Regions from separate parts of the Homo sapiens genome. Here all the other regions are linked to region 1. A link is a loop called in an ENCODE intact Hi-C map of the cell type or tissue named here. Cell type or tissue: IMR-90. All regions are shown on one strand.

Region 1 (8,000 bases):
TTCAGCTCTTGTGAATCTCTTTTCAACACAGAGGCATTGATGTTTGTGTTTTTCATGCAATAGCATCTTCCAGGACATCAAGAATGTAAGTGATGCAACATTTCTTAAAAGAATGTTCTACCATTGTCCCCGAGGTTTTATTTCAAGCAGACATTCATTCGTTCTTCAAGTTTCGATGTTGGCCCTTTATGTTTAAAGAAAATCTTGCCAAAAGATACGAGGCAAAGACAAAGCTCACACGACCAACAGGCCAACAACTGTTGTGAGGTGCCATTGATTATCAGACGAAACCTGATTTCAAAATGTTAAAATGCAGAAGGTGGGGAAAATGTGTGTCCCTGAATCTACAACCATCTTCCCTGATTCTGTTTTCAGTCTGTGGTCAGAGAGATCTGAGTTCAAATCCCAGCCGCACCAGTTCCCAGCTGTAGGATGTGTTAATTGAGGTAGGCTGAGATTTGCTGCAATCCCTCAATCTCAATGACTTCACAAGAGAAAAGTCCCTTTGGCGTCATGCAAATCTGCTGCAGATGTGGCCACGTAGCAATGCGAGGAACCACTTGGAACTTATGGTTCCAGGACCACAACACAGCCTCATCTACCACCACCAGGGCAAGAGAGAGAAAGACACTGGATAATTACAGAAAGTCTCTTCCTGCTTCAACCCGGAAGTGGCACCCATCACTTCCACCCACATTTCATTGGCTGGGCTAACCACATGGCCCTGCTTAACTGCAAGGGGCTGGAAAATGTACTTTCCTGGATACTCAGGAAGGAGGAAAGACCAAAATATTAATGCCAATAGTTAAATCTAGCATGGTAAATTTCAACCTTCCCTGAGCCTTCGTTTCTTGTAAAAAGGAGGGTTATAAATGTGTCTATGTCTGCTGGGCACAGTGGCTCAAACCTGTAATCCCAGAGCTTTGGGAGGCTGAAGCAGGAGGATCACTTAAGGCCAGGAGCTTGAGACCAGGTTGGACAACATAGCAAGACTCTGTCTCTACAAACAAAATTTTATAAAGGAGCCAGCTGTGGTGGTGCAAACCTGTAATCCCAGCTACTTGGGAAGCTGAGGCAAGAGGATGACTTGAGTCCATGAGTTCGAGGCTGCAGCGAGCTATGATTGCGCCCCTGCATTCTGGCCTAGGAGACACAGCAAAGACCACATCTAAATAAATAAATAAATAAAATGTTTAATGCCTATTTTATTGGCTGTCATGAAGGAGAGCGCATGAGTTCATTCAACACACTTTGCACTGTGCCTGGCATATGATAAGTGCCCAGTGAATACTGGCTGTATTCCTAAAATCACGTAGAACACCTTCATTCCTTCCCACCTGGAAATGACTATCCAGGACCCCACTTCTTCCCTGAGGCATCTCTGCTCTCAGGTGACACAGCCCAGCTGCCCCATCTGCTTCTCATGGCTTCCAGACCACTCCCCATTCAGTCATTCCATTCTCTCTCCAGAAGAGACCCTTGTGAGAACGGACCACCCGCCTCTTGCATCTCTGTATCTGACCAGCGTGAGTTCTGATCCCAGCTCCTCCAAACATTTGCTGTGTGACCTTTGCCAAGTTTACAGCCTTCGCTGGGCCTCAGCTTCCTCCTCTTTAAAACAGTCTCAGCAGAGCTCCTCACCTCCAACGTGCCTGAGGCCAGGAGGGTGTGTGATGAACTGGAGGAAGCTCACACAGTCTAAAGGGAAGCCATGCCTCGCTTAGCCAACTGGTGCCAGTTTTATATTACCAGAGTTTTGGGGTTTTGAAAAGAAGGTAAAAATCCCCAATTTTATGTGAAATCTGCCAGTTTTTAAATATCGACAACTACTTCTTTTTTTTTTTTTTTTTGAGACGGAGTCTCACTGTGTTGCCCAGGCTGGAGTGCAGTGGCATGATCTTGGCTCACTACAACCTCCGCCTCCTGGGTTCAAGTGATTCTCCTGCCTCAGCCTCCCAAGTAGCTGAGATTACAGGCAGCCACCACCACACCTGGCTAATTTTTGTATTTTTAGTAGAGACGGGGTTTCACCATGTTAGCCAGGCTGGTCTCGAACCCCTGACCTCAGGTGATCCACTGCCTCTGTCTCCCAAAGTGCTGGGATTACAGGTGTGAGCCACAGAGCCCGGCCACGGCGGCCCATTTTTAATTCTAAGTGTCTTAGTATAGGTTTAAGCAGGTTACATGGAAATAAGGAGATAAAGCAGCAGAATGTACTGAGCCACCACCCCTCTCTCCTTCCTGCTTTCTACTTTCACTCGGCAGCCAGGCGCCTATGGGTTGGAGCCCCCCCTTAACTCCCCCTCCCCAGTAAAGAATTTAGTTTAGGCTAGCTTGCAACATAAATAATTGTACCCTTTCTTATCAGCCAAGTGCAGCCACTAGGGCCATAAGTCAAATGTTTAAAGAGTCCTGAGATAGTCGCAATGCATTATGGGCTGCAATAAAAGGCAGCAGAAAGACCCTAAAGAACATACTTGAAACCTTAATACAACCACCAATAGGTGACGTCCGGGAAGATTGTAACCCCATAGTACTCAGCCAATGAGGAACTGGGGGAGGGACTTGAGCGCTAGGGAGTAAATAGCTTGTTAAAACCGTTCTGGGTGTGCCTGCATGCCAGACACCAATCTTGCAAGACCACCATTAAAGTCTCACTTCTGCTGTTCTCCATGTCCCTGAGTCCATTCTTTGGGTTTGGATGGGTAAGAATGTTTCTTACAGTCTTGAACTCCTGATCGCAAGTGATCCAACCACCTTGACCTCCCAAAGTGTGGGGATTACAGGCTCGAGCCACTGCACCTGGTCTACTTCTTGGGAAAAAATAATAATTATCCGCATGCCAAACAAAATGTTATCAGTGGGGGAAGTCTGACCAGTTTACAAGCTCTGGGTACACCCAGGAGAGGAGTACCACACCCAGAAAGTAGACTCACCCTGAAGAGCCACTGGAGCTGGTCCTGGGGGGCCCAGGCAGGAGGGAAAAGGGGTATTTGCTGGTGACCATATCACTGGTTTTATCAAAAGCAAGTCCTAGCAGCAAAACATCAGTGCATCCGCCTCTATCAGTGCCTCCTCTGGGCCAGGCTTGGGACACTCAGAGAAGAATCAGATCTAAGCCCTGTCCCTGGGGCACCCCCACACACAGGAGAAGATGGGGGCAAAACAGGCAACTGCAAGGGATTATGTGGGGGTGCACAAGGGGCACACTGATTGCCTGGGAACTGTGGCCAGGGAAGGGGCATTGGCCCAGAGTGCTACAGAGGGGTGGCCTCCAGGCATCTGTATAACACATCAGGCAGGCAGGTGGGGGACGGCATGTGCAGAGGAAGGCCTGGGGTGTGAGTGTGCTTGGTGCATTGCGGCAGGAGCACCGCAGGGATCCTGGAGTCCCCAAGACTCCTAGAGGAGCGGGAGGAGGGGAGATGTGCCAGTGGGCAGAGGGTGCGGTCAAGTCCCACTGCCTCTGTTCACCCCCATACCCCCATTCACCTGGCACTAGTTGGCCTCTATCAAAAACAACGTGAGCATCATTTCTCCACCCTGGCTGCCCATTAAAATAAAAAGCAAACGCCAGGCGCAGTGGCTCAGGCCTGTAATCCCAGCACTTTGGGAGGCCAAGGCAGGCGGATCACTAGAGGTCAGGAGTTCGGGACCAGCCTGGCCAACACGGTGAAACCCCCATCTCTACAAAACTGCGAAAATTAGCTGGGGTGGTGGCAGGCAGCTACTCAGGAGGCTGAGGCAGGAGAATTAATTGCTTGAACCCGGGAGGTAGAGGTTGCTGTGAGCCAAGATGGAGCCACTGCCCTCCATCCTGGCGACACAGGGAGACTCTGTCTCAAAAATAAAATAAATAAAATAAAATATAAAATAATAAAATAAAATAGTGTCTGGGACCCACCAGAAGTTCTGGTTACCGGTATGTCTTAAAGGCTCCCGGGTGATTCTAAGGCGCAGCCAGATTAGAGAAGTAAGGGCCTGGACGTGCCCCTCCTGGCACAGCCCTGGGCTCTCACTGGTGCGGAGCCTGTGCAAGGCTCTTCTGCGACTGTCCGGTTCGATCCTGCCCGCGGCTCTGTGAGGCTGGCCAGGCGTCCTCCCCTCCCAGGTGCAGAAACAGCCATGCAGGCCAGGTAACCACGTACCCAGAGACTGAAGTTAAATCTGACTCCAGAATCCAGAAGAAAGGAAGAGAAAGGGAGGAAAGAGGGATGGAGGAAAGGAAGGGAGGAAAGAGTGGGGGAAGAAAAGAAGAGGGAAGGAAGGGAGGAAGGGAGGGAGGAAAAAAGGGCAGGAGGGAGGGAGGAAGGGAGGGGGAGGGAGGGAAAGAGAGAGGGAGGAAGGGAAGGAGGAAAAGAGAGGGAGAATGAAAGGGAAAGAAGGGAAGAAAGGAGGGAGGGAGGGAGGAAAGGAGAGAGAGTAAGGAAGGGAAAGAGGGAAAAGGGAAGAAGGCAGGGAGGAAGGAAAGGAAGGAGGGGAAGTTGGAGGGATAGATAGATGATGGGTGGATGGACGGAAGAATGGATGAGTGGTGGGTGGGTGGGTGAAAGGATACGAGGGAGGAATGAATGAATGAAGAGGAGGAAGGGAAGAAAAGAAGATAGGGAAAGGAGGAGAAGGGAGAAAAAGTGATATGTGGGGGTTGGAGAAACGAAGGCGGAAAGGACGGATGAATTAATGAATTAGGGATAGATGAAAGAGGGGAGGAGCAAGGAGAGCGGGCTGCTGCCTCGGCGACCTCTGGTCCCCGGGGTCCCGTGAGCAGCCAGGGCGGAGGTCAGGGAAGGCGGGTCTGGGGTACGAGACCAGGAGCTGTGCGGTCTCCGACGGGACTTGGCCTCCGCGGGGCCCTGCTGCCCCCCAGCGGCGATGCGCGGCACTGCAGAGGCGGCGGCGGGACCGGGGGCGGCCGCCCCTCCTTCCCCGGGCTCCGGGAGCCGCCCGCGCGTTCCCTTAGCAGCCGCCCCACCCGCCGCTCCCCGCTCCCGCCCCGCCGCGCCCGCTGCAAACTTTGGCCTCTGCAGCCCCGGCATCCGCTGGACGGAAGAGAGAGAGAGGAGCTCCTCCCGTAGCTTTCTCCCGAAAACGTTTTCTCTTCCCTACTCTCTGAAAAAGGATAACGAGGTGGGGGAGGGGAAGGAAATAGTTTAAGTTAATTTAAATTGTGTCTGCCGTGGGCAACTCTCCAAGAAAGGGCTTTCCTTTTTTTTTTTTTTTTTTTTTTTTTTTAAGAGGCACGTTCGAAGCACTCAGAGAAGCTCTTTGCTGCAGCCCAGCGGCCACGGATAGAGCCTGGGAAGTGGAGAAGGAGCTGCTCCGAGAGGGTCCCAGGGAGCAGGGGGACCCCAGGCGTGGCCCTGGCCCTTGGGATCTCTGGGACCAGGCCTGGACCCTCGAAAGGGCGCGGCTGATCCTGCCTAGGGGCTTGCTCTTGGCCGCCACTTCTCCTAGGCGGACTCCTCTAATCCAGCCGGAGCCATGAGGTCGTACTATTTATCCCCACTTTGCAGCTGGGCCCAGAGAAATCAAGCGCGCACAGCTAGGAAGTGGCAGTGCCCCGGTTTGAAGGCACCAAGGCCCATCCTGAGCCCTCAGGCTCGGGACTCCACCATACAGCTCAAAGTGGATGCTAGGATCTTCCCATCCTACAAGAAAAGATGCTGGGAGCTCCAGAGGTTTGCTCAACGCCACCTGCCTACAGTCTGCTGCCCAGACCCTCCAGACCAGCCTTACATCAGGAAACTCCCATGAGCTCCGGGAGCTGACCTCAAACAGCTGCCAGACCCGGGGGTGTGTGGGGAGCCAACCTCCAAAGTGGCCAGAGGCTGCAGTCCCTGCCAGCATCCCTGGTGACCTCAGCTGTGGGCAGGGAGCTCAGGGAGGGGGTCAGGAAAGACAGGGAGGGGGCGAGGGAGGGGGTCGGGGAGGCTCAGAGGCAGAGCCCACACAGTCCCTGCCACCTATCTCCTGCCTCTCTCCTCCATGTCAGGAGGGACAGTGCTGACTTGTGGGGCTTCATTTCACCCAACAACTCACTGGTACATTCAATTAATATTTACGGAGTGTCTGCTGGATGCCAGGAGCTATGTTAGACAGTGAGGAGATCGTGGTAAATATGGTACTTAGTGCTGAAGACAGGCGATACAAAAGTCAACCAACAAATGCACACGATGATCTGAATATTAATAAGTACTAAGAAATAAATACAACAAGGTGATACACTAAAAAGTGATGGGTTGGGGGCCGGGTGTGGTGGCTCACGCCTCTAATCCCAGCACTTTGGGAGGCTGAGGTGGGCGAATCACTTGAGGTCAGGAGTCCGAGACCAGCCTGGCCAACATGGTGAAACCGCATCTCTACTAAAAATACAAAAATTAGCCGGGCCTGGTGGTGGGCGCCTGTAATCCCAGCTACTTGGGAGGCTGAGGCAGGAGAATCCCTTGAACCAGGGAGGCGGAGGATGCAGTGAGCCGAGATCGTGCCACTGTACTTCAGCCTGGGCGACAGAGCGAAACTCCGTCTCAAAAAAAAAAAAAAAAAAAGTGACGGGTTGGGGGTCACCATTATCATGGCTCTTATTTGAACTCATCTTTACAATTGCACTTAACTACATGGGGGTGTATGTGCCATGTCCCTGCATCTGTCTCCTGCACCAGGTATGACAGCTCGAAGGCAGAGTTTGTCCTGCCATCCCTGCGCCCCCACCCGCAGGACCTGGCCCTGCAGCATCTCAGGGAAGGCAGCAGAGTTGATCTGGTGCTTGTGAGTTAACAGAGCCCAGAGATGGCTGAGAAGCCTCCCTCAAGGAGCTTGAACTTGACACCGATTTCGGGAAGGGAGATCACAGTGATAGCCAAAGTACTCTGAGCCCTTGCTCTGCAGGCATTTGTATCCCTTATCTCCATCAATCTCCACAGCAGGCCTTTGATGTAGATACCATTTCTAACCCATTCTACAAATGTGGAAATCAAGGTCACAGCTCTATTAAAGGGGAACCAAGATTTAAACAGACAGCCTGGTTTCAGCACCCCCTGCCCTCTACAGTCTGCTGCCGGGTGGATGCTACGCTGAGGGGAAAATGTTTTAGGGAAGAGAGAGGGGGTGGGTCTGTTACCTTGAGCAAGTCACTTCCCCTCACAGAGCCTCCATTTCCTCAGGCCTGCAAAACAGGGATGAAGCGGGGTTCCTGCCTTGGCTGGATTGTTCATTTGGGGGATTGAATGAGACAATGCAAGTAACTTGCCTGCCCAGCAAGAAACCTGGATCATTGAACCAAAGGATGGATGGATGAATGAATGAATGAATGAATGAATGTCATAAATGTTAGTCCCCTTCCTTGTCCCCCAATTCTTTAACAGTAAAAAAAAGAAAGAAAAGTCTGCTAGGCTCCTGCTCTGCTCACTTTCTTGCATGCCACAAATGCTCATGTATTTCCTCCAGCTAGTCCCAAATGATGTGCACGTGATGGTGCACTTACATCCCGTCTCTAGAGCAGAGCTCCTGGGGCAGTAAAGCTCCAGTTCCAGGCTGATGTCTAATGCAAGATATCTCACCTGAGTCCTACACAGGGCTTCCTTGAATCAGACAGACCCAGGTCCAAATCCTCACGTGCACAGATGTGCTGTGTGACCTTGGGCAGATGGCTTAACTTCTCTGATGCCAGACTCCTTCAGCTGTAAGGAGGACATCTGCCACATAGGTTCTCCTAAGGACTTCATCTAAGCCCCCTTTCCCTGTGAAGTGGTGAGGGTAGGCAAAGGGAGCAAATCCAGAGGGTAAAGTCATATGCACTTTGCTGTGAGCTTCCTGAGCTTCAAGAGAGGCTGAGATTAAGCCATCCATTATTTTTCTTCCTTTTTTGTGTGTGCATCTTTTTTTTTTTTTTTCTTTTTTTGAGAGGGAGTTTTGCTCTTGTCGCCCAGGCTGGAGTGCAGTGGTGCAATCTTGGCTCACTACAACCTCTGCCTCCCGGGTTCAAGTGATTCTCCTGCCTCCGC
Region 2 (8,000 bases), 350 kb after region 1:
GATGGAGGTTGCAGCGAGCAGAGATCACACCACTGCACTCCAGCCTGGGTGACAGAGCGAGACTACGTCTCATAAAAAAAAAAAAAAAGGAAAAATGAATAGGCGTTGTTACATGTACCAGCTATTTGGGGCAGAGGGAAGAGCTTGGACAAAGGCCTGGAGGTACGACCAAGGGTCAGGAGCAAGTGGGACAGGCGCTCCTCGCCCTCCAAAGACCAGGCCAGAATTGCTGACAAGACTCACTGAAGAGGAAGGGGGACCGATAGCAACGTCACTTTCCCAGCTGCCGCATTCCTCACCTTGCCGTCTGCAAGCTCTGAGGGGCAGAGTCATCCGTCTGACAGATGAAATGAAGGCACAGCTCAGGCTGGTGACCTGCCTGAGGTCACACACTGAATGAGTGGTCGGAGCTGGAACCAGAACTCTGGGCTTCTGATGCCACTTTCAGCTCTTTTTCACCTTGCTCTGCTGGAACGTACCTAGATCAAGAGGTGAGGAAGGTTTAGCAGACGCCGTGGGTGCCTGCTGCATCTGCCTGTGCAGCAGTTTGGAGACGTGGCTGACCCCAGCTCTGGGAGTGGCTATGTGAACCAGGCCTGCCCAGTAGGACATTTCTTCCCCCTGGCAACAGTACAGTTTAGGGACAGACATACCCTAGCTGGTCCATGCTCTCTTTCTGCTGGGATTACTAAGCTGTAAGGAGGGTACTGGGAGGGGCAGCAAGAAACACACAAGAAAGCAGAGCTGAGAGATGGTAATAGCTCTTGAGATCCCGGATCCAGCCATGCCTGAAACCACGTTTCTCCTGGACCGTTTAGATACATGAGTATGGAAGTCATTATGCTGTTCACCATATGCTGGGCACATGGCAGGATTGTACATCCTGACCCTCTGTAGCCAGATGGGGCCATGTGACTGGCTGGGACTGGGCAGTTGTGAGCAGAAGTGATAAGTCTCACTTCTGGGCAGAGCATTTTTCAGATGGCTACCACACCCCCTGGGGTGTTTTTCCTCTGTCACAGAGACAGATGATGATGGTGACTGCTCCATCTGCCTGGGCACCTGGGTCCTTGAGCAAGGAGATACGGACTGAAGTTTCAGTTCACTTGTGATAGACGTGTATCGTGAGCAAGGAATCAATCCTTTGTTGTTCTAAGCTGCTGAGATGGGGCTGTTTGTTACCACAGCATAACCCTGCCTACCCTAGCTGAATCAATGAGCTGATAAATTTCCTTTTTTGCTTAAGCTGGTTTGAGGTGGGTTTCTGTCCCTTGCAGCAGAAAGTGTTCTAGCATTATTCTGATATTATCCCCACAGTAAGGACTCTCCTTCTATCCTAAGGAAGGACCTTGTATTAGTCCTTGTGTCACTATAAAGAAATACCAGGCTAGGCTGGGATCACGCCTATAATCCCAGCACTTTGGGAGGCCGAGGCAGGCGGATCCCTTGAGGCTAGGAGTTCAAGACCAGCCTGGCCAACATGGCAAAACCCTGTCTCTACTATAAATACAAAAATGAGTCTGGCATGGTGGCACATGCCTGTAATCCCAGCTACTCAGGAGGCTGAGACACGAGGATCACTTGAATCCGGGAGGCAGAGGTTGCAGTGAGCTGAGATGGCGCCACTGCACTCCACGCTGAGCGACAGAAAGATCCTGTCTCAAAAAATAAAAAAGAGAAATACCAGGGTCTAGGTAATTTACAAAGAGGCTTAATTGGCTCTCAGTTCTGCAGGTTGTGCAGGAAGCATGGCACCAGCATTTATTCTGGGTGAGGCCTCAGGAAGCTTCCAATCACAGCAGAAGGCTAAGGGGGAGCCTGCGTGTCACCTGGCAAGAGTAGGAGGAAGAGAGCAAAGTGGGAGGTCCCAGACTCTTTTAAACAACCAGATTGGCTGGGCACGGTGGCTGACGCCTGTAATCCCAGCACTTTGGGAGGCCGAGGTGGGTGGATCACCTGAGGTCAGGAGATCGAGACCAGCCTGAGCAATATGGTGAAACCCCATCTCTGCTAAAAAAAAAAAATACAAAAATCAGCTGGGCTTGGTGGCTTGTGCCTGTAGTCCCAGCTGCTTGGGAGGCTGAGACAGGACAACTGCTTGAACCCAGGAGGCAGAGGTTGCAGAGAGCCGAGATCACACCACTGTACTCCAGCCTGGGCAACAGAGCCATACTCTGTCTCAAACAAAACAAAACAAAACAAAAACAAACAAACAAACCCACCAGATCTCCCATGAAGTGACTGAGCGAGAACCCACTCATCACCAAGGGGATAGTGCTAAGCTGTTCAGGAGGGTCTGCCCCCATGAATCACCTCCCCGCAGGTCTCACCTCCAACGTTGAGAATCACAGTTCAACATGGGATTTGGAGGGGACAAAGAGCCAAACCATATCACCCCATTCAAAGGGCCCAGAAGACCAGGCTCCAAGGGCAAGTCATTTGCTGTCGCTGCGCCTCAGTTTTCTCTTTTATAAAGTGGAGGTTAGGAATCAGCCTCTTGGCTTGCTCCAGGAATGAAAACAGAGGGTGGAGCAAGCCCTTATTAGATGTCAGTTGTCTTAGTGTTTTTGTTTGTTTTTTGTTTTTGTTGTTTGGTTTTTAGACAGAGTCTGACACTGTCACCCAGGCTGGAGTACAATAGCGTGATCTCTGCTCATTGAAACCTCCGCCTCCCAGGTTCAAGCAATTCTCCTGCTTCAGCCTCCTGAGTAGCTGGGATTATAGGCACGTGCCACCACACTTGGCTAATTTTTGTATTTTTAGTAGAGACGGGGTTTCACCATGTTGGCAAGGCTGGTCTCGTACTCCTGACCTGAAGTGATCTGCCCGCCTCAGCCTCCCAAAGTGCTGGGATTGCAGGCGTGAGCCACCACGCCCGGCCAGAGGTGCGTTGTCTTTCTATCATCACCTTGAGCTAGGCTCCAGGTCAGAGGAGAAGAGGGCTGTGGCCCCAGCCCTTCCCAATCTCCTTCCCAGAGAGTTCATAAATGCTTCCCTCCAGATGCCTTGAAGCTTGCACTGCTTTCTGCTGGGATTCAACGAACACATAACCCCAGCTCTCCAACCATCAACAGTTCCTGCGAGATCTCAGCCTGGGATGCTGTCTGGGGGTCCCAGATGCTCTAACAAGGGAAGGAGACAGAGGGAAGTGAAGGCCCAGAAAAAGGCAGTGATTTGCCTGGAGTCCATCATGCTCTGCCCCATTCCTGAGCTCCTTTTGGTCCCCCCGCTGGAGGTGAAAGCCCCTTCCTCCCTCCTATCTGGGGATGTTGTTTGCCTGAGCCCGGCTGCTGGCCCCATGGTATGGCACAACCCTGCACAGCCCACCCAGTCCCAGGGCACCGGTGGAACCCAAGAAGGGGACTTCCGGTGGAAGATGGAGCAGTGAGCACGTGCACTGCCCCTCCCAGGAGCCCATTCCACTGACAGTAAAGGAAGCAGGCGCTTCCTTTAAACTCTCGACAGGAAAGAAAGCAGGCGCTTCCTTTAAACTCTCGACAGGAAAGAACAAGGAGAGGACTTGTCTGCCATCAGGAAACACCCACGCATTCGTGTAAGATGAGAGGATGGAGTCAAGTCTGCTCGGACGTCACCTTCTCCACTCTGGGTTGGGTCCTTTATTCAAAGTGCAACACCCCACTGCCTGGTTTTGTTTTTTCCATCACACTTATTATACCTTCTCATACATTTGTGTTATTTATCCATCATATTTACTGTCTATCGCCACTACAGCAGGGATCTAATTCTCCGCTGGGTCTCAGAGCCTAGAATAGTGCCTGGTATAGAGCAGGTGCTAAAAAATATTGAATAAGTGAATGAATGAATGAATCAATCAATGGTAGAGCAGTGACTGGCAAAGCAGTATGGAGAGAGGAGGCAACCATCTGCCCCAGACCTAGAAAGGGCACAGAATGAGGTGTGGAGATGAAAACAGGCCGCCTCCTGGGGAGTCTGTAATGAGAGCAAGAGCCCTTCCTTCATTGCTCAGACCATGGGGCAATCATAGGTCTTCCCCCTGTGTCTAAGGGTGACAAATGTGAAGGTTCTTTCAAAAATCGATGGCCCCAGGCCAGGCGTGGTGGCTCATGCCTGTAATCCCAGCACTTTGGGAGGCCGAGGTGGGTGGATCACCTGAGGGCAGGAGTTCGAGACCTGCCTGGCCAACGTGGCAAAACCCCGTCTCTACTAAAAATACAAAAATTAGCTAGGTGTGGTGGTGGGCGCCTGTAATCCCAGCTACTCTGGAGGCTGAGGCAGGAGAATCACTTGAATCCAGGAGCCGGAGGTTGCAGTGAGCCGAGATCGCACCACTACACTCCAGCCTGGGCGACAGAGTGAGACTCTGTCTCAAAGAAAAAAAAAAAATTGATGACCCCAGATAAGAAACCCTTTCATCCTACTCTTTAGGGAGTCTCCCAGCACAATGCTGGCTCCCCCCCCACCCCAAAACAAATCCCATCCCTGGAAGGCGGTGTGATGGGGAGGTCCCTGAGGCTGGCAGACTGGGAATACCAGCAGATCCGCTTTCCAGCCTCCAGCCCTGTGGACATGATTTTACCTCCTGCACCTCAGCTTCCTCATCTATGAAATGAGTATACTGATCAGGCAGACGTCTTAGGGCTATTGTGGGGCCAGAAGTTAATGTGTGTAATGTGCCCAGAACAGTGTCTGGCATCTGGCAGATGCTCAGGAAATCTTGTTGCTAGGATATCATCCATTTTATGGATAAGTCATGCCCTGCCCCAGTCAGTTCTTACTGGCCTCACCCTGGAGCCTGTATGGACCAAGAGCACCTGACATTTGGAAACCAAGGCGAAGTAATGGGAAACAGAGACGCTTGGGTGGCTGCTGCCACCTGCTGGTAAGCACTGCAATATGCAGGTGTCGGCTGAAGGCAGTGCCCGCTCGCTCTGCTGTCCAGGGGGAAAGGGCCACAGAAGTGCATCTGCCTGGCGCTTATAAAGGGGACCCTGGACAATCACCACAGCAGCCCTCTGCGGTAGAGAATACGGGCGATGAGGACAGGGTGAACTGGCAGGGGTTTGCTTAATTCAACAAAGGCTGACTTCTACCCTTTGGGTGGATGGACCTGCGTTGGGCATTGGAGGTAAGGAGGGAGACTCCACGCAGGCACATACATGCACACTCACACACACACATGCCCACACACAAATACATACATACACAGCATGTATGTGCACAGATACACACATTCGCGACTTCAAAACGTTTGTGGAGGCCGGGCGCGGTGGCTCACACCACCAACATGGAGAAACCCCGTCTCTACTAAAAATACAAAATTAGCCGGGCGTCGTTGCGCATGCCTGTAATCCCAGCTACTCGGAATCTGAGGCAGGAGAATCGCTGGAACTCGGGAGACGGAGGTTGCAGTGAGTCCAGATCACGCAATTGCACTCCAGCCTGGGCAACAAGAGCGAAACCCTGTCTCAAAAAAAAAAAAAAGAAAAGAAAAAGAAAAAGAAAAAAAAAAAGTTCATGGAAAATGAATTCAAAGATTAAAAATAAGAAACAAACTGTCTTTCTCAACATAAGTTCCATCAAGGTCAAGACACTTTGGTGGGCGATGAGACCAGCCATTCAGCCCCTCCCTGAAAAACTGAGGGTCCTGGGAATTTTACCATGGCAATGCCATCTTTTTACATTATTAACTGAAGAAAAGTGCCCTTTAAAGTTTTTTTTTTCTTTTTTAGGAAACAAAAAGAAGTCAGAAGGAGCCATATCAGGACTATAAGGTGAGTGCCTAATAATTTGTCATGGAAACGCTTGCAAAATTGCCCTTGTTTGATGAGGAGTGAGCAGGGGCATTGCTGTAGTGGAGAAGGACTCTCTGGTGAAGCTTTCCTGGGTGGTTTTCCACTAAAGCTTTGGCTACTTCCTCAAAACACTCCCATAATAGGCATGCTGATGCAGATGTGCCAGGGGGTCGGTGAGTGAGCCGTGCTGAGGGCGTGTTTTATGTTACAGGCCCGGGCTTCCCAGGGCGTGCACAGACAGATATGGATGGAAATGGGAAGAGGGAAAGTGGGAGGGGCCCTGAAGGAGAGGGGCCCACAGGCTTTAGCCAGATTTGAAATGTTGTATTTAACAGACAATGCATTCATGTATTTGCTTATCTAAGAAAAAGAAAAAAGAATTAAGAGTGAGGAGGGCAAGACTGGGGGGTATATGGAAGCTGGGGACACAAAGCCAAGGTGTCCGGGCCTCGTGCAGGTGCCCATCTGGGCTGTGCATTCCCTGGCCTCTCTGCAGGAGACCAGGAGCCACCACCTAGCACTGTTCTGGCAGCTGCAAAAGGGCCAGAGACCCATTTTTGCCCCTTCGTAGGTTTTGTTTGGTAGTTAGTGCTTAATGTTTCTTTCAAATTTGCATTCCTTCACAGCCTGGGCATACACATTTTAGTTTTCCACAGTTGCTATCACTCCCTAGTATTTAACCCAAGGCCCCTTTCCTCTCATTTGTTACCTGCCTGGCCCCTGAAGGCATCTCAGCTCACAACTACTGGTCAATGCTGTGGCTTCTGGAGATTTCTGTGCAGAGCTTGGAGGGGCAGAGAGCTGTCTTGGAAGGATGGATGGATGGATGGGTAGATGGATGGATGGACAGATGAATGAATGGATGGGTAGGTGGATGAATGGACAGATGGACAAATGAATGGGTGGATGGGTAGGTGGGTGGATGGATGGATGGATGGACAGATGAGTGGATGGATGTGTAGATGAATGCACAGATGAATGGATGGTGGGTGGATGGATGGGCGAATGGATGGATGGATGGATGGATGGATGGATGGGTAGGTGGATAGTTGGGTGGATGGATGTGCAGATGGATGGATGGACAGATGGGTGGGCAGATGAGGGGCTTCATGATGGGTAGGAGGGAGGGGAAGAAGCAACAGATTATCCTTGGGCAGAATGGGGATGTGGACTGGTGTTCACAGAAGCCCCATTTCACCATCTGAGAGCTGTCCCCACCATCCCTATGTCCCATCTCCCAACACATGCCCACACTCTCCATCATCTGGGAGGCACAGGCAAAGAAGGAAACTTGCTGAACCCGACTATGCACTTGCATCCGGTGCTCTTCAGCTCATCTGGCCCTCCCTTGAGGGAGATACTCTTCCCCCAGTTTTCAGACGACAAAACGAAGGCTCTGAAATGTGAATGCAGGGTCAGTTTTTTAGGAAACACTTACTGGATTCCCAAACCTTTCTTCCACCATGCCACACTTTCCCAAATAATTAGTATTTGTACAGTATTTTATTTATGAAGCAGACCACATCCACTATTCTACTTGATTGCCTCAAAAAATCCCATAGAACACTATTGTTTCTACACTTGAATGAAACTTTAAAGGGAAAAAAAATAGACACTAAGACCTGACCAGGCTAGGCAGTGCGGGGACTCACTCTCAGGACTCTGACTCCCAAGTCCCTGCCTTTGTCCCTCCTCATCCAGAAGTGTGGCCCAGAGTGACCAGGGCCCTGGTCCCTCGTAGAGGGAGGATGGAGACATAGGTTGGAAGGTGGGTCAGGTCAGGGGTACATGTTCCCCAGAGGGGACACTTTTCTAGGTGAGAGAAGCTGCAGGTGGGTGTGAGACACAGCTGGCCAGGTCGGGGCACATCCCACCTAGAGGGAGTGGCCTCTGCTTAGCACTTCTGACTGCCACAGGCAGGAAGCTAAGCCCATTGTTACTGGAACTTTCCATTTTAAGAGAAGACAGAAATCTGAATTTTTTTTAAAAAAATGTGAACTCTACATTTTAAAAATGTTGGCAACTAACTTAAAAAAATGTAACAATGTGAGCTCAAGAGAACTTCAAGGGGCCAGACCCATCCCGCAGGCCCTGCCAACACCAGCTGTGCTGAGCTGAGCTGATCGTGGGCCTGGCACTGGGCTGGGAGCTGCTCTGTGGGGGACAGGCCTGGGACCAGCTGAGAAGGTGGTGAGGGAGCTGCCTGTGCCCCTCTCCATCCTGGAG
Region 3 (8,000 bases), 150 kb before region 1:
CCCTCCTCTCACCCTTCTGTCTCTCTTCCCCCTTCCTCTCTCTTTCTCTATCTTTCCCCCATCACCCTATCTCCCTCCTCTCCTTCTCCCTCTCTATCTCTTCCCTCTCCCTCTCTTCCTCCCTCTCTCCCCTCTCTGTCGTCTCCCCCGCTCCTCCCTCTCTTCCTCCTCTCTCTATTTATCTATCTCGGTCTCTCTCTCTCTCTCTCTCTCTCTTTTCCTCTCTCCCTCTTTCTCTTCCCCCTCCCTCTTTCTCTTCCCCCACCCCGATCATTCTTCTGTCTCTCTGCCACTGGCTCTGTCCCTGTCTCCTCTTCATCTTTGTCTCTGGCTCTGGATTGTCTTCTCCAGCTAGGTGTCTTTCTCCAGCTCTTTGCTCTCTGGATTCTGTCCCTCTCTTTCTTTCTCTCCATGTGACTCCCAACTATGTAGTCTTCATTAATTCCACCTCCATCTCTGCATCTCTTTGGAGGTCACCGTTTCTCTCCATCCCTGCCCCCAACCCATCCTCTACCCCCCTCATCACTCAAAATCTCATCTCTGGGAAATAAGAAGGAGGAGCCCAGCAGGATGAGAAGCCCAAGTAGAGGGCCATATTTTACTTCTCTGCAGAAGGGCTGTAAATTCCTCCTGACACTTTCCACAGAATACAACTGTCCTTATTGGTTCTTAGCGGCTGGGGATGAAGAGCTGCAGGACAAGAGGGCACAGACCTGGGCAGGACAGAGCTCTCACTCTGGGCTGGGGCTTGGGGGAAGGGAGTGCAGGCCGGGGGCCTCTCTAGGTCCCTGCATGTCAGATCCACATCTCTCCTTCTCAGCAAATTGTGCTTAGCTCAGCTTGGCCACCAATCAACAGTGTCCATGGAGACTGTGGGACACTAAAACATATCAAACTTTGAGCTTGTCTGTCTTCAGCTCTTTGCTCTCCAGATTCTGTCTCTCTCTGTCCTTCTCGCCATGTGGCTCCCAACTGTGTAGTCTTCATCAATCCCATCTCCATCTCAGCGCCTCTTTTGCAGAGTACCCCTGTTGTTAATTAGACTCCAAACCACTCTCTGGGTCTCCCTCCACATTTCAGGGCCTCACAGTGGTCCCAAACACTCATCAGTGCTACTTTTTGCATCTCTAAACCCAGTTCCACTGTGCTTTTTCCAACCCTTGTTAGCTTTGGTGAGTTCGTTTCTCTTCTTGGTCATTCACCCAGGTTCTTGATCACCCCAATTGTACTTCTCCTATCATAAAACAACGGGCAACTCCTTCCTACCATTTCTCTAACCTCCTTCCCCCTTTTCCTCAGATAAAAGAGTTCTCTTGGGTGGTTTTGCTGAACCAGGATTTGCCCAGGGGTGATAATTTAATTAAAGCACTTACTCTCTCCCCGCTCTGTGCCAGGCATGGTAGACACCTGGGGAAATAAAATAAACTCCCGGTCTGCCCAGAGAGATACAAACTCAACAGTCATAAGCAGAGAGATTGCTGGCCGCTCATAAGTCAGATTTGACCAATGGACATGCTTTATGCAGACGGCCCTTTTCATTAGTGTCAACTTTTAAAAATTAGAAAATTCCACAATAAAATCTACTTTTCAGGGTTCTACTTTAGTGTACTCAAGCTAAAACAGGAAGGGAAATTTTTATCTCTAAAAAAAAAGAGAGAGAGAAAACCCCAGATAATCTACAAAATCAGAATTTTCTTGAATCTGAGAGCTGAGGTTTCCTGGCATCCAAGTATCTTGAAAACTGAGGAAAGAGAGGCTGCTTCAAGGAGAGTCAGGACAGGAAGTTGGGATGAGAAGTTCAAGCAGGAAGTCAGAGTAGGAAGTCCAGGCAGGAAGCCAGAATAGGAAGTCCAAGCACAGAGTCAGAATAGGAAGTCCAGACAGGGAGTCAAAATAGGAAGTCCAGACAGGGAGTCAAAATAGGAAGTCCAAGCAGGAAGTCAGAATAGGAAGTCTAGACAGGAAGTCAGAATAGGAAGTTTAGACAGGAAGTCAGAATAGGAAGTCCAGAGAGGAAGTCAGAATAGGAATTCCAGGCAAGAAGTCAGAATAGGAAGTCCAGACAGAAAGTCAGAATAGGAAGTCCAAACAGGAAGTCAGAATAGGAAGTCTAGACAGAAAGTCAGAATAGGAAGTCTAGGCAGAAAGTCAGAATAGGAAGTCCAAGCAGGGAGTCAGAATAGGAAGTCCAGGCAGAAAAGTCAGAATAGGAAGTCTAGACAGGGAGTCAGAATAGGAAGTCCAGACAGGAAGTCAGAATAGGAAGTCCAGGCAGAAAGTCAGAATAGGAAGTCCAAGCAGGGAGTCAGAATAGGAAGTCCGGGCAGAAAAGTCAGAATAGGAAGTCTAGACAGGGAGTCAGAATAGGAAGTCTAGACAGGGAGTCAGAATAGGAAGGCCAGACAGGAAGTCAGAATAGGAAGTCCAGGCAGAAAGTCAGAATAGGAAGCCCAGCTTAAGAGGAAGGGGCAGCCACTAAGTCAGTGGGTAAGACTCAACTACAATTTAAAGAGCAGCTTAAGGACAAATGTGGACATGGTGACCCTTGAGATTCCCTAGGGGCCCCAGACTCAAGGGGAGTGACTAACAGACTCTTTCCCGCCAACCTCCACGGAGCTCACAAGAAGGATGAGGCAGAGAACCAGAGAGAGCTGCCCTCACCTTCAGAGATGTGGGCCATAGGGAGAACACCCTAGTGCCTCTGGGAGCCAGGCTTCAAGCCCATCCTCCACACTCCCCACAATCCCACTTGGATCCTATATGGCAGATGCACCTGACAGCCATAACTTAAGCATATCCTGGGAATGACCCTATGGTCTAAGAAGAATGTGTGTTTGGAGTCCCAGGCTAAGGAATCCTGGAGTGGCCAACCTGGATGTTCATTCCTTGTCCATGAAGGACATCTGAACTCCTGGCCCATTCCTTGGAACACAGACCATACGGGGGATCGAGGCCCTTTGTTTTAAATTAAATGGAAGTTGCCAGGTGGAGGGTGCTAGGGGAAGGGTGCTAAGTGGAGATTGCTGTATAAACTGCATGCATTTTACAAACAGTAGCAGTTTTCCCTGTCCAGCCCGTTGTCGCTGGACTCCCCTGTGTGTAAGTTTCCAGTAAACCCCGTATCTCATCTGCTGGCTCTGGGTTTCTTCTTTGGCCTCTCAAACACAGTGCCAGCCCTACTGGAGTCAACAGAGGTCCAGCACAGCAGATGTCCCTTTCAAAAGCTTTAGGAGGAGTGGAGGGACAGCAAACCCTGATGCCACCTAGACTCAGGTAAGGACCCATTGTTGCTAGGGAGGATAGAAAGGAAAAAAACACTCTATCCATGAGGGATAAGCAAGAAAGTTTGCACTGTCAGTCAGAATCGGGCCACAGCAAGAACCCCAGTTAGAAAACACCCCCAAGATCCTTCTCAAGACTCCAGAGTCACAAGCACTTGCCCCACCCTTAACACACCCCCACACAGCATTTCTCAAACCTGCTACACACCACCTTTACCATACGAATCCTAGGAATACCCGCTTACTTCTGCAACAACCCCAGAATATCAGGGTGACAAACCACACATTTGTTTCTCGCTCATGTCACAGTTTGATGGGGATGAAGTACCCTGTTCAAAGTTAAGCCAGTAGGGGGCAGAGCTGGGACCAACCCAAGCAGCCTAGCCCCAGGTCTCCTGCATCATCACATGATGAGCAGTTCCTGGTAAGGTTGCGTTGTGCTTGTTTGGCTGTGTTTGGGCAGCCAGCTCTACCAGCATGTGTGATCACACATGGTGGAGCTGCACAGTGGTCTCCCAAATGGATGTGTAGCAGGAGCCTGGGGTGTCCTTGCCCCACAGTAAGGAAATGTGCTATTTGTCCTCAAACTTTCCAACCCTGGAGTACAAGTCAAGGCTCTTGGAGGCTTGAGAAACACCAAGATTTAGATGTTAGGGCTTTGATCAGAGAGATTATGCCAATGACCATGTACAGCAGTCTCAGCTTTGGACAAATTAATGGCTGTGTGTCTCAGATCAGGAGACCATGGTCCCAGATGGAGCTGTTAGGGGCTCTATTTCCCCTTCCGAGGAGTGCCTACCTCTCCACTGTGTTCTCTCCCTGAGGGATCAAATATGTTTTAGTGGCTAAGTCAATCACATGTGAGCTAAGCCCAAGCACATAGGAAGTATTCAACAAATACTGGAAAAAAATTTTACTACTGGAAAAGTAGTAAATAAATGAATAAAGAAGCAAATGGCCAGCATATGGAATGCATAATCTGTCTTCTCTCCTCTGTAAGCTTGAGCTTCAGCCTGGCTGAATGTGGCTCCAGCGCCCACCAGATAGAACGCTAGCCCCCAAAACCATTTCTAAAACAGCTTTGCTACCTTGGCACATCTAAAGGGTCTCAGTTAGGGGTTCTAACAAAACAAAGAAATCCATACAATTTGGTAGACATGAGTGACAGGTTAGCAGCTATAGCAACCATAAGGACAGAGGATGGCAGGCAGAGGAGCATTTTGGGTAGGACTGCAAATTCAGGAGCCAGATGCTTGAGTGCGCATCCCAGCTGAGGAAAGTGTATTTGTCCATTTTCACATGGCTATAAAGTACTACCTGAGACTGGGTAATTTATAAACAGGAGGTTTAACTGACTCACAGTTTGGCATGGCTGGGGAGGCCTCAGGAAACTTACAATTGTGGCAGAAGGGGAAGCAGGCACCTTCTTCACAAAGGCATCAGGAGAGAGAGAGAGGAAACTGCCACTTACAAAACCATCTGATCTCATGAGAACTCACTCACTATCATGAGAACAGCATGGGGGAACCACCCCCATGATCCAATCATCCCCCACAAAGTCCCTCCCTCAACACATGGGGATTACAATTCGAGATGAGATTTGGGTGGGGATGCAGAGCCAACCCATATCAACAAGTTACTGACACACTCCATTCTTCCATTTACTCATCTGTAAATATGGGGGGAAATAATGGTACCTACCCCATGGACCTGCCATACGTGTTAGGTGAGTTAATGTTCAATGTGAATTACATGTTTAAAACTGTACCTGGCACAAAAGATTCTGCAGAAATGGTTGGTTTCTGCTATCATTACTGAGTAAATATTTTATGTTAGACACACTGCCTACTGTTACTTCAAGCCATATCTCTCAGAAACCCAACCTATTCTCTGAGTCCCAACAATCAGGAAGCCTTATCAAAGATCTGACTTCAGAAATCCTAAATGAGAACAGACTTTTTTTTCTGTTTGTCAGCGAGACACCACTCACTCATCTGATGCCACAAAATGCATCTGCTTTTGCCACATCCCCTGCTTGGGGAAGCCAAGGATATAGTCAGAGAGCACAGGAAAAAACGCTGAGATGCCAGCCAGGAAAGGTCAGCCTTGGGGCAGCCTAGACAACTATCTCAGTCTTGCTGGTCCCAGGAAGATGCTTTCTTGTCTTGATTCCAACAGGTGTGCGGGTCCAACATTGGTCCCCTCTGCTGGAAGCCTTGAATAACAGGTAGACTTCATGTGTCTTCTAGGACCTCAGAGCAAACTGCCTTAAAAACATGAAGTGCTGGCCAAGCATGGTGGCTCATGCTTGTAATCTCAGCACTTTGGAAAGTCAAGGTGGGAGGACCACTTGAAGCCAGGAGTTTGAGACCAGCCTGGGCAATATAGGGAGACCCCATTTCTACAAAAATAAAACAAAATCTATCAGCCAGGCATGATGGCATGCACCTGTAGTCCCAGCTACTTGGGAGTCTGAGGTGAGAGAATCACTTGAGAACAGGAATTCAAGGCTGCAGTGAGCTATGATTGCACCACTGCACTCCAGCCTGGGTGACAGACTGAGACCTTCTCTCTTAAAAAAAAATACATACACACACATATATACATATGTATATATATATATATACACACACACACACATTCACAAATGTATATACATATATATGTATGTATGTACAGTGCTGAGACCAGTGCCGTTTATAATATCCCTGGGAAAGGATTCTGGGGTCTCCAGGAGGTCAGTGCCCCTTCTCTGTGTGCCACGGTGGTCCACTCCCTCACTCTGTGCCCTCTCCATCAACCTAGAGCCCTGAGTTGGTTAAACAGCTGTGGCTAGAGATGCAGAGGCCATTTATCCAGGTGCATGGGGCTGAGAACCTGAGAGAGGCAAATGTCAGGAAAGATCAGTAAAGCTTTGAATGGATTGGAGAAATGAGGTTTGAGCCTTAGAGTCCATGCTGAACCAACACACCAGAAACCATGACAGGTGATGAATGTGGCAGTTAGCAACGTGGCAGCCCCAGACAAGAGAACAGGAAAGCCAGGTCAAGAGAGAAGACATGGAGGCGTGTAAAGAACCCTGGCCTGGGGCGCGGTGGCTCCCGCCTGTAATCCCAGCACTTTGGGAGGCCGACGCGGGCGGATCATGAGGTCAGGAGATCGAGACCATCCTGGCTAACATGGTGAAACCCCGTCTCTACTAAAAATACAAAAACAAAAATCAGCTGGGTGTGGTGGCGGGCGCCTATAGTCCCAACTACTCAGGAGGCTGAGGGGAGAATGGCGTGAACCCGGTTGGCGGAGCTTGCAGTGAGCCAAGATCGCGCCACTGCACTCCAGCCTGGGTGACAGAGAGAGATTCCGTCTCAAAAAAAAAAAAAAAAACAAAACCCTGGCCTGGGAGAAACAAGGCTTGGGCTCCAGGCGGAGGTCACCACTAATTCAGTGGCTCTCTAGACTGCATAAAAAGTTCATGTTTAAGCTAGGCACAGTGGCTTACGTCTATAATCCCAGCACTTTGAGAGGCCGAGGTGGGCGGATCACTTGAGATCAGGAGCTCTAGACCAGCCTGACCAACATGGTGAAACCCTGTCTCTACTAAAAATACAAAAATTAGCAGGACTGGTGATGTATGCCTGTAATCCTGGCTACTTGGGAGGCTGAGACAGCAGAATCACATGAACCCGGGAGGCAGAGGTTGCAGTGAGCCAAGATCGCGCCACTACACACCAGCCTGGGCAAGAGAGAGAGAGACTGTGTCTCAAAAACAAACAAAAAAAAGAGCTCAGATCTAGAACCAAAGGTTCAGGCTGAAATCATGGCTGTACTTCTTACAAGCAATGTGACATTGGAAAAACTACTTAACCTCTCTGATTTTCAGTTTCCCCATCTGAAAAAATGGGATTAATAATAGTAGTCACTCATAGGGTTGTTGTGAGGATTAAATAAATCGATACATGTAAAGCACTTGGAAGCGTGCCAGATGCATCACAAGTATTCAATACACATTAGCCAATGTTATTGAAAACAGCCCGCCGTCCCATTTGGCCGGGTTCAGTGGCTCACATCTGTAATCCCAGCACTTTGGGAGGCCAAGGAGGGTGGATCATTTGAGGTCAGGAGTTAGAGAACAGCCTGGACAACATGATGAGACCCTGCCTCTACTAAAAACACAAAAATTAGTCAGTTGTGGTGGCGTGTGCCTGTAATCCCAGCTACCTGGGAGGCTGAGGCAGGAGAATTGCTTGAACCTGGGAGGTAGAGGTTGCAGTGAGCCGAGATTGCACCACTGCACTCCAGCCTGGGTGATGGAGTGAGACTCTGTCCAAAAAAAAAAAAAGAGAGAGAGAGAAGGACCTGGCATGGTGGCCTTTCCAGCACCTGTAATCCCAGCATTTTGGGAAGCCAAAGTAGGAGGATCATTTGAGCCCAGGAGTTCAAGACCAGCCTGTGCAACACAGCGAGACCCAATCTCTACAAAATAAAAATAAAGAAATGAAAACAAAAGGACAAAGACAGAAGGGTAGTTCCGGAAGGGAGATGGCAACCACAGTGGCGGAGCACTCCTGTGCCTTTGACTTATGTAGATTCAAGGTAAATATCATAGAACAGCTCCTATTATAATTGCAGGTCACTTTCTTCAGACAGAACTCAACAAAGAAACCATCATCTGTACGAAAGTTAGGTGAAAATTCAGCTGTGTTGGACTCATTGAGGAAA

The links. A loop is a pair of places that touch in the nucleus more often than their neighbours do. Peaks named below come from ENCODE experiments on the same cell type or tissue, not always from the same donor. Only the 100,000 strongest peaks of a DNase experiment are listed, where the experiment ranks them.
Region 2: a loop joins it to region 1, with 16 times the contacts of the local background. A loop is called at or near these places in 3 of 110 quality-filtered maps.
Region 3: it touches region 1 in a loop (26-fold over the local background); 5 of 110 quality-filtered maps call a loop at or near these places.

What each region holds. Positions count from the first base shown.
Region 1 is chr16:27,104,970-27,112,969 of GRCh38, forward strand. No RefSeq gene overlaps it. Among named protein-coding and RNA genes, the nearest start is that of C16orf82, 42 kb to the left of the region's middle. RefSeq lists a silencer at 4,788-4,987 and enhancers at 5,026-5,574, 5,575-6,121. In IMR-90, CTCF peaks have their summits at 4,863 (motif pointing left) and 5,277; no DNase peak of the experiment used is centred here; H3K4me3 peaks cover 233 bases; H3K27ac peaks cover 149 bases.
Region 2 is chr16:27,452,444-27,460,443 of GRCh38, forward strand. IL21R-AS1 (IL21R antisense RNA 1) reads right to left here and starts at 950. Exons shown (of 3, transcript NR_037158.1): 1 at 654-950; 2 at 300-479. RefSeq lists enhancers at 358-457, 4,609-4,658. In IMR-90, a CTCF peak has its summit at 4,858 (motif pointing left); a DNase peak (open chromatin) is centred at 4,848.
Region 3 is chr16:26,959,660-26,967,659 of GRCh38, forward strand. No RefSeq gene overlaps it. Among named protein-coding and RNA genes, the nearest start is that of C16orf82, 100 kb to the right of the region's middle. In IMR-90, a CTCF peak has its summit at 3,637 (motif pointing right); no DNase peak of the experiment used is centred here; H3K27me3 peaks cover 1,462 bases.